Linked DNA regions of Homo sapiens: region 1 is linked to region 2. A link is a loop called in an ENCODE intact Hi-C map of the cell type or tissue named here. Cell type or tissue: heart right ventricle. All regions are shown on one strand. Links, peaks and the distances in the headings refer to the core of each region. The heading gives the core; the rest is flanking DNA.

What was found. Peaks named below come from ENCODE experiments on the same cell type or tissue, not always from the same donor. Only the 100,000 strongest peaks of a DNase experiment are listed, where the experiment ranks them.
Region 1: it touches region 2 in a loop (2.6-fold over the local background); 2 of 110 quality-filtered maps call a loop at or near these places.

Annotation. Positions count from the first base shown.
Region 1 is chr6:6,970,182-6,980,191 of GRCh38, forward strand. No RefSeq gene overlaps it. Among named protein-coding and RNA genes, the nearest start is that of LINC03055, 90 kb to the left of the region's middle. In heart right ventricle, for the core only: no CTCF peak of the experiment used is centred there; a DNase peak (open chromatin) is centred at 5,786; H3K27ac peaks cover 2,059 bases.
Region 2 is chr6:7,238,127-7,248,136 of GRCh38, forward strand. RREB1 (ras responsive element binding protein 1) reads left to right here. Exons shown (of 13, transcript NM_001003699.4): 11 at 2,312-2,476; 12 at 8,298-9,095. Among named protein-coding and RNA genes, the nearest start is that of SSR1, 70 kb to the right of the region's middle. In heart right ventricle, for the core only: CTCF peaks have their summits at 5,534 and 5,742; no DNase peak of the experiment used is centred there; H3K27ac peaks cover 2,400 bases.

The sequences.
Region 1 (10,010 bases), core at 1,147-9,146, 270 kb before region 2:
GGAAGTTGCTGTTTTCAATGTCTCCATTGGAGGAGGGAGGCTGGAGGGGCTGTTAGCAATGGAGGGAGAAGGAATTCTGAGCAGCTTCACAAAAAGCTTCCATGAGATGGCTTCCCACTGTCCCCTCTGCCTTTTACATCTCTAAAGGATTGATCCGCTTTTACCCAATCACACCAACTAACACGCAAGGGGAGGTTGGGATGTCGTGGCATGAAGATTTACAAAAAGCGCACTGGCACAAACGAGGAAGGGCTTAATGCTACCCTGCAGGATGCTCAGGACCTCCAAAGAGAGCGTGAGGATTCCAAAGGCCAAGTCCCCAGGTCAATCTGCCACTCACTCCACCCTCACCCTCTGTCCAAACAGCACCTGGGGCTTTCAGGTTGAAAGGTCTCTAGGTGAGGATGGGGATACTGGGCTCCCTTCTTCCTGCCCCCTGTGTGCCTCTCATCAAAACCAAATGAAAACGTGATGTACAATTACAAACACAAGAGACAGTAGGACCAACAAACTTAAATCTCATTATCCTGAATGGAAGCTTGCCCTGCTTCTCGGGGATGCCTTTGAATCTAAGAGACTGGGAGATGCTGAGACAGGCATGGGTATGTTGGCACGCGTGCAGCCATCCTCTCTACTGTGATGTTCCCAAGAGTGTTAGAAACCTCAATGAGTTCAAATAAAGCCACTCCCACCCCTGAGCAAGGGGTACTGGAGGAAGGTGAAATCGGCTCAGGGTAGTTCAGGGAGGAAGGCGAGAACCACCCCTGGGCAGAAGGGAGGATGCCAGGCACCGGCCACAGTCAATCTAGCCCTCGGCCACAGCCCTGAAATAAAGCCCTGGCTTTCGGGAGCTGGAACTCACATCGCTTCTGCGCCGCTGCAACATGCCTGGATGCTCTGCGCTGTGGGCGCTGGCTCATCGCCCCTCTGATTCACACCGTTATTAAACCAGCACTCGGGCAAGAAGCAAAATCGTCCAGGGCCCAGCACTCTGGGCAAAAACTGAAGAGCACGCAACCTCAGAATACACGGATGGGGAAACAAATGGTGTGGCTGCTCAGCCCACTTTCCGTTCCAAATGATGTCTACATGTCCCCCTGGAGCAGAGGAAAGCCACAGGTGGAGAAGCCGAGCTCTCTCTGGACTACACTGGCTTCTCCCTGGCATCACCCTTTCCCATTGCTGTGACGCCCTGACTTAAGCACCAGAACTAACCCACGGGGCCGCAGCATCCCTCGCCAGCCCATGCCCCAGCTGCAGGTGACATCACGTGGCTGACATCAGGCCTGCAGTCTGGGTTAGCTGTGCTGGGGGCCCAGAAGCTGTGGCTCCCTCGCACGACCCTGGTTTCGACAGTGGGTTAAAGTTCAGAAGCGGCCTGGTAAAAACATCCCTGGTGATAAGCTGCACCTTTCCTGGCAGATAACCCCAGCACGAGTGAAAACATTTTACAACACCTCTGAGCTGTTCTTCCAGTAGCCTCACTCATGAAGGCCTCTAACCAGCCTTTCTGTATTGATCACCAATTACAACTGCATTAACAGAATTTTAACATTTTTTTCCAAAATAAACAATGAGCTTGGCGTTTTATTTTCCAACACACTGCTTCAACATCTAGCTTATTTTTAGTGAAATAAACCACCCTTCTTCCAAGCAGTGTTTTCAGAGGTAAAGTCAAGGAGATTTTTCTGCTTTCAGGCTGCTCGTGGAATCAGGGTTTAGGATTCACCAAGCGGACCTAGGAAATGTTGATATTCAGAGTCACCCCTGAGCTCCAGTTGCTGGCATCAGGGAGACAGGCATAGGGCTCTTCCAAGGGGACTTGAACTTTGTCGTCTAGCCAAAATGTTCAACCGGACCTAGAATCTTTAAGGATCCTCTAGCATGGGCCATCAAAACATCCAAAGGGGAGACTGTTACTAGGTGTAGCTGACTTGGGGTAAGGGGGTACAGGATACAAAAATGCAACCCAAGCCTTTGTGAGCTTCCAGGGGAGTTCAAAAGACAAGAGCAAAACACAGAAAAGGTAACAGAAATACAGAGTTGTTGGACCCAAGGCCTCTCCAATATGGTCATTGTTTAGATGGAAAGCGAGCAGCTTAGATTTTTAAAAGCGGGTTGGGGGTTTGCATAGAAGACAGGGCAGGCCAGGAGCAGTGGCTGTCACTTGCAATCCTGGCACTTTGGGAGGCCAAGGTGGGAGGATCACTTGAGCCCAGGACATGGAGAGATTCCATCTCTCTAAAAGAAAAAAAATCTTTTTAATTTAAAAAATAATAAAGAAGAGTAATCATTGTGGGCTGTGGGTTTGGAAAGGGATGGTGAGACAAAGAACTTACTAAAGAGGCTTTGAATCAGAATGGAAAACAGCTGCTACTCTCCCAACTGCATCCCAGCCTCCTGACTCTCTTTCTCCACACTCCCCCTGGGCAATCTCACCCACAGCTTCAACTACTACCTCGACAGGATGACTCATAAACCTTTATCTCCAGTCTGGCCCTTTCTCCTCAATGCCAGACTCCAGTGGTCTGTGAGGTAACTTCCCTCCATCCCAACTAGAGACTCTAACTTACCGTCTTTTTTCTCTCTGCTGTGCCTGCTTTGGCTACCCTCCTATCTCCCATTGCTATGCACCTACCAAAGGGAGAGGCCCACACAGACAACCTGGGTTCATCCTAGTCTCCTCCTCCTGATGTCCCGTGTCCAAGCCCAGCCCGCCATACCCTCTAATTGACTCACAAGCCAGCCCTCCTGTCCACCCCAGGCGCATGTTGTCTTAGTCTCAAGTACTCATTATTTCTGTTGCCTTCTCTCAGGTTGCCCAGACTCTGGTCTTGGTACCCTCTGACTTTTCATAACAGGTCAGTCTTGCTAAAACAGTCTTCTACTTGGACAGACATGGTGCCTCATGCCCATAACCCTAACACTTTGGGAGGCCAAGGCAGAAGGATCTTTTAAGACCAGGAGTTCACGACCAACATAGCAAGACCCCATCTCTACCAAAAAATAAAAAACTATCTGGGCACAGTGGCATACACCTGTAGTCCCAGCTACTCAGGAGGCTCAGGCAGGAGGATTGTTTGAGCCCAGGAGTCTGAGGCTGCAGTGAGCCATGATCATGTCACTGCACTCCAGCCTGAGAAACAGAGCAAGACCCTGTCTGCAAACAACAATAACACCAAACAAACAAACAAACAAAAACAATCTTCTACTAAACCCTTCAGCGGTGAACGCACGTGAAACCCTCTCTTCAAAGGGTGGCCATAAACTGAGAGACCTGGGCTTTGCCCCAAGGCACCGAACTATAGTGTGCACAGCATTTTAAAATAACGATTTTAAAAGCTTAGCATGTACTTAGCAAGACTAATTAGTTCAAATAGGAAGCTGCCAGATGGTGCATATTATTAATGACACCCATTGGAAGGCCCCCCGAGAACGCTCTGAGTTGATGTGAAAGTGCTATTTCCTGTTGCTGCCCCTGCACCCACATAGTTCATTTGGGATCTGCAGATGAGACTTTCAAGGTCAGGCCCAGCTACCTTCCAGCCTCCAGGTACACCAAGTTCCACTCAGTTTTGATCCACTTGAGAGTATTGGAATGGACCGTGCTCTCTCCTCCCTCCATGCCTGACCATGATGTGGTCCCCTCTGATTTCCCTGGTGACCCAGTGATTCTCCATCAGGGCCAATTTTGTCTCCCAGCAATGCCTGGAGACTTTTTTCATGAACACGACCTGGAGAATGCAGGGTTGCTATCACCAGCATCTAGTGAGTAGAGGCCCGGGATGTTGCTAAACATCCTGCAGTGCACAGGGCAGCCCCCCACCGCAGAGAATTATCCAGCCCAGAATGTCAATAGTGCTGAGGTGGAGAACCCTGGTCCAGATTCAGCTTAACTCTCCCCAACCCGGCTATTCAAAAGTTTTCTTCTCCTCCGTGAAACCAAGAGCAGCAGACTTCCTGCTTCAGGTCCAAAACTCTCTTGCAGCAATGATCACATTGACATGACTGTTTTCTTCTCAGGCCCTTTCCTAAGTTCCTTGAGGGCAAGAAATGTGTCTTTTTTTTTTCTTTTTTTGAGACAGAGTCTTGCTCTGTCGCCCAGGCTGGGGTGCAGTGGTGCGATCTCGGCTCACTGCAAGCTCCGCCTCCCGGGTTCACGCCATTCTCCTGCCTCAGTCTCCCGAGCAGCTGGGACTACAGGCCCCCGCCACCACGCCCAGCTAATTTTTTGTATTTTTAGTAGAGACGGGGTTTCACCGTGTTGGCCAGGATGGTCTCAATCTCTTGACCTCATGATCCACCTGCCTCAGCCTCCCAAAGTGTTCGGATTACAGGCGTGAGCCACTGCGCCCGGCCACGTCTTCTTAATCTCTTTATGACACGGAACATAACACCTCGTAAGGTCTCAGTGACTGACATGCAAAGAAAAAAATAACTGCGTCTGTTCAAGGCCAGAAGTAATTATACAATGCACCTGAGAATAACGTCTACCCACCAAGATTCACACTCTCTTATTTACACTATCACGAGTGACAAGCAACGTATAATCACTAGTGACATTTAATATATGAAGACTGCCATGTGCTAAGTATCCCAAAGAACATAGATTTTAGACACGATTGTTTTTCACTTCAGCTTACACATTAAAACTAGCTGGTGAGTCAGTATATCAAGGTCAAAAGAGTATTTCAAATATCAACTATTGCTCTTAGCCAACTACAAAAAATACATATCCGTGCTCAGTGCATGTGCTGCCTTGAGAAAAGTGAGGAAATGGAGACAGGAACGTCAGTCAGAAGAACACGTTCTTGGGAAGACTGTATAAAAGAAAAAGCCCTCAGAACCCTAGGAGAGGCCGGATGCGGTGTCTCATGCCTGTAATCCCAGCACTTTGGGAGGCAGAGGGGAGCAGATCACCCAAAGTCAGCAGTTCGAGACCAGCCTGGCCAACATGATGAAACCCCGTCTCTACTAAAAATACAAAAATCAGCCGGGCGTGATGGCGGGTGCATGTAATCCCAGCTACTCGGGAGACTGAGGCAGGAGCATCCCTTGAACCCGGGAGGCAGAGCTTGCAGTGAGCCAAGATCACACCACTGCACTCCAGCCTGGATGACAGAGCGAGACTCTGTCTCAAAAAAAAAAAAAAAGAACCCTAGGAGGAACTACCCTCCCACTTGGCACAATTCATGTCTCCATAGCCAGTGAGTATAAGAAGAAGATGCTGAAATACAAAGTACAGGAGAGTTACCTAGAAGTTCTTGAACTTAAAAATCTTTCCTGGATGATGGCCCTAATGTGATATGGTGCAAAGTTGGTGCCTATTGACCAAAGGGGAAGTGCCTACAGTTCTGCAGGTCAAGGTCATGAACTTTCTCTCCACGGTTTCCAGTCCAAATTAGGTTGCTCCATATAATCCTGGAACACAACCTATTTTAGTCTCCTCTAGTTCCAGTTTCTTTTTTTTTTTTTTGATGTGAGACCAAGTTCCATAGTAGTAGATAAAGAGTTGCAAAAGAATCCTCAACCCTTATCTTTTAGTCCCCAAATTAGACTGGGCCTAACCTCCTTGGTAGCTTCTTAAGTACCATTATCAAAGAGACAAATAAGAAACCTCAGGCTGAAGACAGATTCACCAGTGGAGCCAAAGTTATCATCGGAAGTGGCGTTCTCTCCCATGGGAGGGCCAGGGCAGTAAAGGGTCAGGAACAGGAAGCTCCTATACAAGAGCCTTGTTCTGGCTTCACCTCTGCTAGTAGAGAAACATACAGCACCTGCTCACAGCCCATTGCAGTTGGCACAGGGCTTTCTTGTGCATCATCAGCTTTTATTTTAAGCCTCTCAGCTTCCCTTGATAAATACAACGTAGTCAGTGCCGTGTGACAGAATCACGTGGAGCCAAGCAGAGGGTCACTTCAAAAACAAGCAGAGGGTCACTTCAAAAACAATCGTTCTGACTGGGTGCGGTGGCTCATGCCTGTAATCCCAACAATTTGGGAGGCTGAGGTGGGTGGATCACCTGAGTCCAGAAGTTTGAGACCAGCCTAGGCAACACAGTAAAATCCCAACTCTGCAAAAAATTAGCTGGGGGTGGTCGTGTGCACCTGTAGTCCCAGCTACTCAGGAGGCTGAGGTAAGAGGATCCATTGAGCCCAGGAGTCTAAAGCTGCAGTGAGCCGTGATCGTGTCACTGCACTCCAGCCTGGGCAACAGAGCAAGACTCTGTCTCCATCAATCAATCTATTTTTAAAAAGTGTTCTGCTTGTCACTGGCAAGCACAACATCAGCCACGCTTTAAAAACCTCTCTAAAACAGCCACATGGAACTAAATTCTCCCTTTCTTCTACCCCAGAACTTTAGGGGAAGAGAGGAGGTGATGTACCACTGGTTCCAAAACCTAATCAGAAAGAATCTGTTCCTAGGCAGGAGAGGTGGCTCATGCTTATTAATCCTAGCACTTTGGGAGGCCGAGGCGGGCAGATGGCTTGAGCTCAGGAGTTCAAGACCAGCCTGGCTAACATCGCAAAACTCTGTCTCTACTAAAACTACAAAAAAATGAGCTGGGCGTGGTGGTGTGTGCCTGTAATCCCAGCCACTCAGGAGGCTGAGGCAGGAGAATTGCTTGAACCTGGGAGGCAGTGGTCACAGTGAGCCGAGATCACGCCACTGTACTCCAGCCTGGGTGACAGAGTAAGATTCTGTCTCAAAAAAAAAGAATCTGTTCCATTTTCAGACACTTACTGAGCACCTTTACATACCACCTTCCAGATGCCTGCACAGTTTGTTATAAGAATTTTAACTTGCATAATAAGTATATACTTATTTGATTTCAAAGCAAAGCAAAGGGTAAAAACTTAGATTAAGGAATAATTTTTCCTAATAAGTTCAACAAACATTTGGAATAAGTGAGGAAATTAACTTTGTTATTGAATATATAACTGCTATGTCACATTTGCACAGAAAGCCACAAGTCTGGTCCAAGGAATTTATTTGTTACAAGATCACTTTCAATAGAGCAGGGAGAGTTTGGTTTCTGTTTGGTCAAATATTTCTATGTATTAGAGTTCAAAGTGGGCACAGTGACTCACTCCTGTAATCCCCACATTTTGGGAGTCTGAGGCAGGAGGATCTCTTGAGCCCAGAGTTTGAGACCAGTCTGGGCAACAGAGTGAAACCCATTCTCTAAAAAAAAAAAGAAAGAAAAGAAAAGAAAAATGTATATACACAAAAATTAGCTGGGTATGGTGCTGCACGCCTATAGTCTCAGCTACTCAGGAGGCTGAGGTGGGAGGATCACTTGGGCCCAGGAAGTTGAGACTGCACTGAGCCATGACTGTGCCACTGCACTCCAGCCTGAGCAGCAACAGAGTGAGACCCTGTCTTAAAAAAAAAAAAAAAAAAAAGTTCAAAATGAATCCTAAACCTAAAGCTGTTTGGTGAGAAAACTTGAAGAAAAGAGATTTTTGTTTGGCACGTAACCTGTTATATATGGCCATTGCACATTTTACACGGTGTTCCTGTTGTTTCCCTATAGCTTTAATCGAGCAGCTGAAGGTGCCCAATAAATTACCACACATATTAAAAAGGTGCCTATCATGGTTGGTGAGAATGTAAAATGGCCCAGCCTCTGTGGAAACCAGTTTGAGGGTTTCTCAAAAAGTTAAACAGAGAATGACCACAGGACTCAGCAATTCTCCTCTGGGTGTACGCCCGGGGGAATTGAAAGCAGAGACTTGAACAGATGCTTGTACACCCGTGTTCATAGCAGCACTATTGGCAATAGCCAAAAGATGGACCCCACCCAGGTGTCCATCGGCGGGTGAGTGGATGAAGAAAATGTAGTCTATCCACACCGTGGAATATGATTCAGCCTTAACAAGGAAGGCCATTCTGACCCATGCTACAGCATGCATGCGCCTCAAAGACATTATACGCAGTGAAATAAGCCAGACACAGAAGGACAAATGTCCTTCCACTCGTACGAGGCACCTACGATCATCAAATTCCTAGAGACAGAAAATAGAATGGTGGTTGCCCGGGGCTGGAGGGAGGGAAAAATGGGAAGCAATTGTTTAATGGGGACAGAGTTTCAGTTTGGGAAGATGAAAAAGTCCTAGAGATGAATGGTGGTGATAGTAGCAGGACAACATGAATGCATTTAATGCCACTGAGTTGGAAGAATAGTTGAAATGGTAAATTTTATGTATGTTTTACTATAATAAAGGAAAAGAAAAGCAGAGCCTGCCCTGAGGATAATCCAACCCTCCAAACCCTTAATGCCTGGGGCCACCCAGGCACTGATCCTTCCTACCCAGACCTTAAAAACCGTCACCCTCATAGGCAACAGGGAGATACTCAAAGGCTTTGGAGGATGGGAATTTACCCCGGCCGGACAAGTTTAACACATTTCATAAAGGAGAAAGAAAGGGCCTGAAGAGACCTCATTTTCCAAGACTGAACTCATAACTCCAACAGTGCTGATATAAGCCAAAGTGCCTAAGTACCTAGTGTATCTCACTGGTAGGACAAAGGTGACACTTTCTTCCTACCTTTCCCAGGCCCTTCTGAAGTATGGGGACAGGAGATGGTCCCTCACCTCCAGCTGCCCATGGTTCTTACTAAAACTGTGAGGGAGAGGAAGGAGCTTATGTGCAAAAGGAAAAGTGTCAGTAGAGCACAAAGAGGAAGGGAGGAAAGGTAAATTCGTGTAAACAGCTGGGACCAACAAGCTGGTACCAGAGCACAATGACTGTGTCTGTGATTCACTAATCCAAGAAATCAGGATTAGGGCGTGGAAGGAGGAATTCGTGTTTCTGGAAGTCCGTCCACAAAATTGTAGCCTCTTGTCTTGAAGCGGCATTGCACACTGTAGCTGGAAAAAAAATTATATCAGCTCCAGAAGTACTAGCAACATGCAGGGAAGCACAGAGCAGGAGATTTAGGGTAAACAGCACAAGGAGCTTCTCCCAAGGAATACCTATTGTACTGCACTTTCAGCTTCACTACTTAATTGTCAAACATTTCCACCTGCTTTATAGCACTTCTCAATAACACTTCATGATGCAAGAAATGTATGCACTTAATTAAAATAGATTTCATCCAGGTGTGGTAGCTCATGGCTGTAATCCCAACACTTTGGGAGGCCAAGGCAGGAGGATCACTTGAGCCCAGGAGTTTGAGACCAGCCTGGGCAACATAGTGACAATTGCTGCCCTGACCCCCGGCACACGCCCCGCACCACTTCCAGTCTCTACAAAAAAATTTGTTTTCGATTTTTTAAAAAGAAAACAGATTTTTACATGCTACCTGACAGTATTTTGTTACCCCTTTAACAAAACATAACAATTTTTAAAAGAAGTTGCACAAAGGAAGTATTCTGCAAGCTTTAAATTGCTATGTAACTTGTAATTGTTAGCTAACTTGTTTATCAGTCTGCTAGGGCTGCCAGAACAGAAGACCACAGGCTGGGTGACTTAAACAGCAGAAATTTATTTTGTCACAATTTGGAGGCTAGAGGTCCAAGACCAAGGTGCCAGCAGGGCTGGTTCCTGGTGAGGCCTCTCTTCCTGGCCTGCAGACAGCTGTCTTCTCACCGCATCTTCACGTGGCCTTTCCCCTGTGATTGCGCCCAGAGAGATCACTGGTGTCTTCCTCTTCTTATAAAGACACCAATTCTGTCCGATTAGGGCCCCATCCTTCTTATCTCATTTAATCATAATTATCTTTTTTAAAGCCCGTCTCCAAATATAGTCACACTGGGGGCTGGAGCTTCTGCATAGGAACTTTGGGGAAATCCAGTCCAATCCATAACAACTTGCTGCACTATTTACCTTGCAGTTTATAGTTTTCAAAGCACTCTCATATTTCATTTATTATCCTTGCAACACATCTGGAGATAGACAAGCACGTGTTGCCCCATTATACAGAGGAGGAATCCAAGGGCCAGGGGATTCCACAACTCACCAGGGATACGAAACTGTTAAGTAGCAGAGCAAGAAATCAAATCC
Region 2 (10,010 bases), core at 1,717-9,716:
AGAGAAGCAGCAGTGTTACCTTTTGACAATAAAATGTTAAAAGTACTTTATTTTTACTTGAAATTATTAAATACTGTGTTCAATTTTAAATGAAAAACAATAAGTAATTTTTTTCATTTTATTTTATTTTTGAGACAGAGTCTGTCTGTCGCCCAGGCTAGAGTGCAGTGGCACAATCTCTGCTCACTGCCACCTCCGCCTCCCAGGCTCAAGCAATCCTCCCACCTCAGCCTCCCCAGTAGCTGGGATTAAGGTGTGCACCACCATGCCTAGCTAATTTTTGTATTTTTAGTAGAGATGGGGTTTCACCGTATTGGCCAGGCTGGTCTTGAACTCCTGGCCTCAAGTGATCTGCTCACCTTGGCCTCCCACAGTGTTGGGATTACAGGCGTGAGCCACCGCACATGACCACAAGAAGTAATTTGGAAGACGCACCATGAACACTGACATACTGTACAACTAGTCACACTTTTTTTTTTTAATGTGGATGTTTTAAAAATAAATTTTGCAGAAAACACCTGCAGAATGATATGAGGAGACCCTGAAAACAGTCAGTGGGGTTCTCCACTTTTGTTCAGGTTGCCTTGTGGAGCTACTCAGAAGCACACAGGCCGGATTTCTGGGTGTCTGATTCTGCCCTTTCCGGGTTTCTAATTCTGTTGTCTTTGATTGTTGCATCTTTATTCTTAAAAGCGCCTGAGGAGATTTGTAAGCATCATCTTAAAGGGTCTTTTAGCTCAGGAGGGAATCAATGTCCCCTGTCTCTGATTATTACTCCTGATGTGAAATTGTGGCCATGCTGTCATGGGGGCGGTGCCAGGTCCACACCTTCAGGCTCTGTATGAATGGCGCCCCCTGGAGTCGTGTGACACAGCCAGTGCCGGTTAAGGCTAGTCCCTCCTTCCCCTGGGAAAACACGTGGCCCCTCTGGCTGGTCCCCAGGTGCCAGGCCCTTGCTGTGCATTCACAGGGGAGTGCGTGGCCTTGGGCACCTGCACTAGTTCAGGCTTCTATCGACATTAATCTAACGCCAGAGGCCCCTGTGATCTGTGTTTCCAGGGAGCTGTGTTTAATTGTGGCAATCCTAGGGTTATGAGACAAAAGTACTGGGCCCCAGCTCTGAAGTCATGTTGGTTAACACACAAAACCTTTTACCCTGTAACATTAGCAACTGGGACCTTGGACTCCAGCAACTTGGGGGAAAGGGAGGAATTCAGTGATACACAAGTGATGCACCACCAACTTCCGCCTCCTGAAGGCCCCTGATCCCCTCCCTCCTCCTCTCTTTTCCTCTCCACCTCCTTTTTCCCTTGTGCTTTCTTTCTCCCTCACATGCATCCGCACAAACCCAGGACAAGTTGTAGAGGAGCTTCTATTGCATTTTGAAACATGATGTTTACAGCACAAAAGGAATCCAAGTAAAAGGAGAGGGTAGGCAGACCAAAGCAGGAGGGGACTGTGCCTCTCTCAGTGGCTCACCCATCTGTGCGTTTGGGATGGGTCTAGGGGCGAGGCAGGGCTGCCAAAATGTCCTCTTCACATGCACATCTGTTGAGTGGAGCACATGATCAAATGCAGACATAGTTACGTATTGGTCACTCATTTGCAACCAAGCTTGGAGCAGGGGGAACAAAGAACCTTTAATGAGAAGATCTCCTGACTGTTGCCACCTAGGACCACAGTGAACTTGAACAGAGGTCACTGCAGGATGTCTCGGCAAGTCAGACAGGAGTTGTCCTGGGAAGTCAGAACTCACTGCTCCCGTTCCCCTGTGGGAGGGACACAGCCACCAAGGCCAGGAAGGGGGACTGGCCACCCTGGCTGGGGGCTGTCCCTGACTTCTTCTCTTCATGGGCCCCCAAAGATACCCAGGGGTTCCCCATTGGATTTCCTAGTGTCCATATTACGGTGTCCTTGCCACACTAGAACTCGTTAGAGGGCGTCTTTCTCTTTGTGATAGAATATAGGTGTTTTCTTGCTGTGCTCTAAAATCTCTTCATTCGCTTTTTTTTGTTGTCGTTAATATTTTAATTGTAATACCGTTGTTTTACTTTAAATGTATATTTTTCAGTTTCATTTATTTTAGTATTTTGAGGACAAAAATTCATATTCCATTCAACTTAGGAAAAGGGAGAATGATCATTTTAGTCATTGATGGTTTTTTTTTTTCTAATGTGTTTTGTTAATTTTCTTGAAGGGATGGAGGAGGGGGGAACAACTGCCAATGATCCCAGGAGAATAAACAAAAGCGACTTTTCTATTTCATTGCAGTAGAAAGCCAGATAAATATATATTTTTTTTCCTGCTTCAGGTCAGAAACCCTTCCCTTGTCAAAAATGCGATGCCTTCTTTTCTACCAAATCTAACTGTGAACGCCACCAGTTGCGCAAACACGGAGTTACCACCTGTTCCCTGAGAAGAAACGGGCTTATCCCCCAGTCAAAAGAGAGTGATGTTGGATCCCATGATAGCACAGGTAGTGCCGCCAGGTGAACAAGAACCCAGGAAGAGGGAGAGAGAGGAGTTCGGTTAAGAATTGTAGCAAACTCCAGTCCGAGCTGTGGAGGGGCTGCTTGTTCACTTCTCTGTAGGATTCAGAGCCCACAGCCTGTTAATAGAAAGGCAGGCCCTGCTGATGATTGGGAGGGAGTATAACTCCTGGGTCAGATCGCCTAGACAGACAGCAGAAAACAGTGACAGTGCCCCTCGGTGACTCTCGGGGCTGCTAGGGAAGATCTGTCACCCTCTTGGCAGAAGAGGCCTTTGTTCCCGATGTTGGGAGGTGGGATGTATGGGAAGGCTTACAACTTTAGCCCTGGGTATGAACTCATCTAAAGGGGATGTGAAACCTAAAGGTTTGGGGAGCCTTAGCCGCTGCAGCCTCCTCGGGAGCAGGCCTGGGCTCCCTGGGATATCAGGGTATTGTAGGAACGAGGGGTGCGGTGTTCTTCTTTTCAATAACTCTCTTCCCGGTGTAAGACTGTCCTTGTTTGAAAAAGCACTGTGCATGTCCTTTCTTTAATCACATCTCTGCTTGACCTGAATCCGGGTATTATTCTCCTGTGCTGATGTGTGCTTCCTCCCTCCAGCACCCACAGAGCAATTAACGGCTGCCCGATACGTCTTGTGCCACCTTGTTTCCCTTATAGTTTCTGAATTTACTCATGTCCTCTATCAGTACACTCCATCCGCTCGGACTGCTGGGGTTCTCCATCCTCACCCCCAAGAGCAAACAAAACGAAAGCCAGCCTGCTGCAGGCCACTTAGATATCCCGCCAGTTGGCACTGATTAGTAACAGGGACAGCATCATGGTGCTGGGTCCAGTTTTGCAAGTCTTGAAAACCTGACACTATCTTGTGGCTGCGAAGAGATCCCCCCAGCTGTGTTTTTTTAGGGTTGTATTTGCGTCCTGTGGCTTCTATTCCTCAGACTAGGGTGGAGATGGGGTGCCCTGTAGTTACGAGGCACCCCTGCCTCAGGAGTCAGTGTGGAAGAGGGTTGGGCATTAATCTTAGCCCCTTGTCCTTACCTTGGTTACAGGGGTACAGGGTGTATCTGAAGTGGAGAGGCCACCCTTTGCCCATCTCTACGCCTCCCACTGAGCCCTAGTGAAACCAACTGTGAGTGCTCTTGACTGCCCAACCGCCAGTCTAGATCAGATCCTCTGAGGGTATGAAAGGGTAAGCTGGTTTGTTCACTGCTTCCCCAGCTTCCACTTCCACATAACTCACCAGTATCTTTGAGTGAAGAAAGATGTGGGTGCCCACGGAATCTTAGCCTAACTTGGACCCCTGTGAGCCAAAGATGACCTGGAGTTCAGCCCACTGGAAGCGCACACCAGTGCTGGCAGGCACGCGTTTGCTGCAGACCATCCTGTTAATGTTTAACCATCAGCCGCCACATTACCTGTTAGTCTGGAACATTTTCTTTCATCCTGGTTTAGAAAGCTGCCCTGTGATCTTCCCATAGTGGTTCCACAGTAGCGAAAGCAGCCGGTAACTGAGGGAGCTGAGGGGGAGCCCTTGGGTTTCCATGTTTACAAATAAGTCTTAGTAACTCCGTGCTGGATGTGCATTTTGCATTCAGCTTCTTTATCATAAGGGAGGAACAAAGACTGGGGCTCCTGCTGACATCTGCAGACACAAAGCTGAGTCGGAATTTGTGGTCTTAGCTTCGGTTCAGCACCAAGTGTATTTATAAGTTTGCAGTCATAGGTTTTGTTGTCCAAATCCCAACAAAGCCCTTTCCCACCTCCACCCCACCCCGGAAGTTATATAGGGTTCCTTGAAGGGACAAAGCCTCTAGAAAAAGAAAAGTCACTGAAAGTTGTAATGTGAAACCAGCAAAGAGAAAATACATGTTTGGTTTAGTTGTGGTCACAGTCCATGGTGAGAAAAGGGACTGAGATTTAAGTGGGAGGGAAAAGTTTAGGGAGGCAGAGTTTAGTGATTTCAAGGAGGATTTTAAAATGCAGATGAGCATGATGGACATGGGGTGAAGCCTTCATTCTGGGTTCCCCCCCCCCAGTGAAGTTTAAAAAGTGAGGCTTTGAAGGAAGACCACTTAAAAAAAAGGGGGGGGGGGAAGGAAATGACCAAGGAGGTCCTTGAGGGGTTTTCTAGGCTTGTATGCCTAGGTGGCATTTTCTTAAAATTCCTACACATGTTTTATAATGTAGGTCTGACATTTTTCAGTCTCATAAAGTCCCCCAAAAGAATGCTAAAAATGCCACAGTGGGGGCAGTTCTCCCTTAAAGGTCCATTTTGAATATTCAAATTTCAACTGAAATTCTTCATTCACTGTCCTGGACAGAGAGGCAGCCTGGCCCCCTCTGCCCTTGAGGGATATGCCCTTGGTCCTTCCTCCGATGATGCCCCGTCTTTGTGTTTGTAGGCACCTACATAGGGCTGTTTTTAATTCGTATAAACATGAAAGTGTTTAAGCTCTCCCTTAATGGTGGCCGCCTTTACCAGCCCAGAAGTCCCACATGTCAGCATGGACTACACCTCAGGAAACCCTCTCCATCCTCAGATGCTTTGGGTGGAGTGCAGACACAGCAGCTTCCCCTGCAAAGGCACCCCTGCCAGGTCAGATAATTACTTAGGTTGGTAGTCTGTCACAGTGGTTGAGGCTCATTTAATTTTTAGGAAGCAATAGATCTTTAATTGTTGAGCTGACTAGGGCTGTCTCCACAGTCCTGTAGGAGGAGCTGCGGGTTTATTATCTACCAGGATTCCTTCTGCTTCCTCTAACAGTTTTCTTAGTTGTTGAACAACACAAACCGAGGGACTGATGGGGAGAGGGAAGAACTGCATATTTTTAAGGTAGCATTGCTTATAAAAAGTCATCAGCTCAGCTACCTGCATTTGGGAGTCTGGGTGTTGAGGGCGGGGATTTATACAGCACCTGGCCTTATAAGTTGAGTATTCATGATAGGTGAAGAGGTGAAGTTTTTTGTTCATGAGAATCACTAATGAAAATCAGTTGTTTAGAATGTGAAGGGCACAGCCTACACTGCTAAAACACTCCCCCTAGTGGGAGTTTGGTAGAATACAACCAAGCCCCCTGTGTCCAAAGAGGGAGTTGGCCTTTCATTGTACTCCGGGTGATCTCTCTCCATTATCCGCGCAAAGGAAGGGCCCGAGAGCAGGAACAATTTGATCTTATATTTCTTTGGGTTTTGTTTCAAAATTTATTTTACTTTCTTTAAAGCTCTATCATGTTAAATATGTTCTGTGCAGTTAAAATAATGCATGTTCTTTGCTGAAAAAAAAAAAATAGAAGTGTAGTCTAGGATATACTGGGGACAAAGGGGAAGTAACCAGAGATTAAACCTTCTTTTAAAAATTACCAGTCGGGCGTGGTGGCGCATGCCTGTAATCCTAGCCCTTTTAGAGGCCGAGGAAGGTGGATCACCTGAGGTCAGGAGTTCTGAGACCAGCCTGGCCAACATGGTGAAACCCTGTCTCCACTAAAAATACAAAAATTAGCTGGGCATGGTGGCTCACACCTGTAATCCCAGCTACTTGGGAGGCTGAGACAGGAGAATCGCCTGAACCCAGGAGGCAGAGGTTACGGTGAGCTGAGACTGCACCACTGCACTCCAGCCCGGGTGACAGAGCAAGACTCCATCTCAAAAAAAAAAAAAAAAATTACTTACAAAGGCCAGCCACAGTTGCTTATGCCTATAACCTCAGCACTTTGGGAGGCCAAGGCAGGAGGACCCCTTGAGCCCAGGAGTTCGAGACCAGCCTGGGCAACATAGGGAGACCCTGACTCTAGGGAGGGAAATTACCCACAAAGCCAGCAAACAAATTGAGCGTTCTGTATTTTTATTGTAGAGTTTATACCAATATCCATTCTATAGATGCTCTCTGTTGAAATGATTCAAGAAAAACGAACATCTAGTTTTTCCTTGGAATGTGGCCCAGACATTGGTGTGCATATCCCAGGACTCATATTCTTTAAGCTTTTGGATAATTTTGCAAAATCATTTCTTCTTTAAAATGTTATATTCACACCATAATATTTCTTTCTGAAACCTCTTGAGATACCCAAACAGTGGCTGCCAAAAAGTGCAGTCAGTGTAAAACTAATGAAATGAAATGATGTAAGTAGCCGCGTTATGCAGATGGCTGTGGGTAAAGCCTAAAGCCCCAAGCAGGTGTGAACAGTAGGTACTGTCTCCTCAGACCTCAGGACGGGGCAGAACCAGCTCCTTACCCCAGCCCTCCTGACCGCCTTGATGGCAAATCATCAAGCATGTGACATTGAGGAGGTGTGATGGATGCAGGTTGACATTGTAGTTACACCTGATCACGTCAAGTGAGAATCCAGGTTAGGTGCGTGAATCTGCTGGCTCAAGGACTGCAATCACATCTGGCCTATTGAGGGAGGGGCATCTCGTACTTGTGCCATAAAACAATGACTTTCATCCACCCAATTATCAGAGGAACTTGAATCCCTGCAGTAATAAATCAGACAGTGGCCGGGCACGGTGGCTCACGCCTGTAATCCCAGCACTTTGGGAGGCTGAGGTGGGTAGATCGCCTGAGGTCAGGAGTTCGAGACCAGCCTGGCGAACATGATGAAACCCCATCTCTACTAAAAATACAAAAATCAGCTGGGCGTGGTGGTGGGCGCCTGTAATCCCAGCTCTTGGGAGGCTGAGGCAGGAGAATTGCTTGAACCCGGGAGGTGGAGGTTGCAGTGAGTGGAGATCACACCATTGCACTCCAGCCTGGGCGACAAGGCGAAACTCCGTCTTGAAAAAATAATAAAAACTAAATCAGACATAGGATCTGCAGCTAAATAATAGGTCCCACCAGCTTCCAATGTACTGTCGTAATGCATAATTTTAAGAAGTTATTAAGTCTTCTTTCAACCTTAGTAAAGAGAAGGCCTTTTGACACTGTTTGATGTGAATATTGCAGCCGTGCCATCCCTTAAAAGGACTGTTGAAAACTGATAGGCTTTCCACATACAGTTTTACTGGGTGGAATGGACAGATAGGAACAAATCAAGAGGCAGGAAGTCAGGGTAGGTGAGATGCCTGGAACCCAGAACCCCTTGTCTTCACAGGCACCCACAGCCCTTCACAGTCCGCTCCCCTCACTGTGTGCTGTTGCCAAGCCTGGCATCAAGGGTGCCCTTCCTTTGAAAGATTCCACCACCCCTGGGAGGCTGACAGCTAGGAAGCCTACAAGCTTGCCTGCGCCCCCTTGGGTCTCTGCAGCCTCCACCTGGAGATGAGCGTCAGGCAAGAGTGTGCATACCATACACACACAACGCAGGCTTGGGGTCGTTTCCTGTGAAACTCATCAAGACCATGCTTTGGAGGATTAGGGGTAGGGGTGGTCCTGTGTATGTTGCATGTTTGTATGATCTCTTTGCACTGGAAAAATAACTTATAACTCAAGCTTCCTCAACTTCCCTAGCGCTGCGAGTCTCTGGAATGCACCCCTCTCCTATCTCGCAGCCCCTGTCTGCCCTGCCTGAGTCACTCACACCTTCCTGGGGGCGGGGGCAGTGGAAGCCAGGGGTTCAGGGGCACAGCCAGCCCTGGGAACACACCTGAGGTGATGTGGAGGCTGCTTTTGCCTTTCTTCACGTCCCCAGGGTCATCTTGGTCCTCCTGGGGGATGTAACAGGTGGTGAGGATTTGGGCCGAAAGAAGTCCTCACTGGTTTGGGGTTCAGGCTGCTGGCGTGGGTCTAGCCCATTCCCGGCGACATCCCTGGCATGGGCGTACCTGGTGGTGCCCCTCTGAGCCCTCCCCGCTGTGCTTGCCCCACAGACAGTCAGTCGGATGCGGAGACTGCAGCCGCCGCGGGCGAAGTGCTAGACCTCACCTCACGGGACAGAGAGCAGCCGTCGGAGGGCGCCACTGAGCTCCGCCAGGTCGCAGGGGATGCGCCTGTGGAGCAGGCCACGGCGGAAACGGCCTCGCCGGTGCACCGGGAAGAGCACGGGCGTGGGGAGAGCCATGAGCCGGAGGAGGAGCATGGCACTGAGGAGAGCACTGGGGACGCCGACGGCGCGGAAGAGGACGCGTCGAGCAACCAGAGCCTGGACCTGGACTTCGCCACCAAGCTCATGGACTTCAAGCTGGCGGAGGGCGACGGCGAGGCAGGCGCCGGGGGCGCGGCCTCGCAGGAGCAGAAGCTCGCCTGCGACACCTGTGGGAAGAGCTTCAAGTTCCTGGGCACCCTGAGCCGCCACCGGAAGGCGCACGGCCGCCAGGAGCCCAAGGACGAGAAGGGAGATGGCGCCAGCACTGCAGAGGAGGGGCCCCAGCCCGCCCCTGAACAGGAGGAGAAGCCCCCCGAGACCCCGGCAGAGGTGGTGGAGTCGGCCCCGGGTGCCGGGGAGGCCCCGGCGGAAAAGCTCGCGGAGGAGACGGAGGGCCCCTCCGACGGGGAGAGCGCGGCCGAGAAAAGGTCCTCAGAGAAGAGCGACGATGACAAGAAACCAAAGACAGACTCCCCCAAAAGCGTGGCCAGCAAGGCAGACAAGAGGAAGAAGGTCTGCAGCGTGTGCAACAAGCGGTTCTGGTCGCTGCAGGACCTGACCCGGCACATGCGCTCCCACACAGGTAACCAGGGCAGGCCAGGTCCCCGGCCCAACAAGAGGAGGCGAGCCGGGCACCTCTCCTAGGAGCTCCCCTGAAGCGGCGCTGGAGGCCACCGAGAGAACGTTTGCTTACGTTGCCGGTGTGCCCTTTAAGCCCGTGAACTAGGAGTTTTAAGGAGTTGTACTCTCAGCCCTTGAAGACGGTGCAGGCCTCCTGCAGCCAGGCAGGAGAGGGTCCTTGGCCGTTGTGTTTTTGAGAACGCTGTGATCCGCCTTTAGCTCTGCTGCCTCCGCCTCCCCATCTGTAGAGTGGGGGTAACAGCTGCCCTGTTTCATAGAGGTATCTAGGAGAGGGTGCTTGTGCTGGGCATTTGGGCCACTTAGTCCTGTCTAGTCCTGTGGCCTGGACGACAGGCACTGCCCCAGGCCGCTGTGGGGCAGGCACCCTGGGTGATCCATTAGGGTCAGGAGGGCCTTTTCCTTTCTTAGCCGTGCAGTTCGGCTGAGATGACTGGGACAGGACCCTTAGCCACTGCCCTTCACACCGTTCTAGAGTTCACCCACCACCTGCAGGGTGGAGGCTGCAGACCCCAGAGCAGGGGCGCTTACTTTGACACAAAGACCTGAATATGCTCATGGAGTCCAGAGATATATCCTTCTTCTTTCCAAAATAACCTGTCCCTCCTCTCAGCCGCAGCTTCCCTCCCTGTCACAGCTGCAGCCCGCAGTGAACACATGTGCCCCGACCCAGCGCAGTCGGCTCTGCCCTGCGCTTGCCCGTGTGAAGGGCCAGGGTCCTTGGCTCTCAGAAGAGGGATATTCTTGGGCTCCCAACAAGCGTGGTGGGCCCTGCCCTGGGCCTGGCGTGTGAGCCATCAGGAAAGCCCCCGCTGCACCACATCGCAATGCAGAGGGTAACTGGTGCCCCCGACCTAGG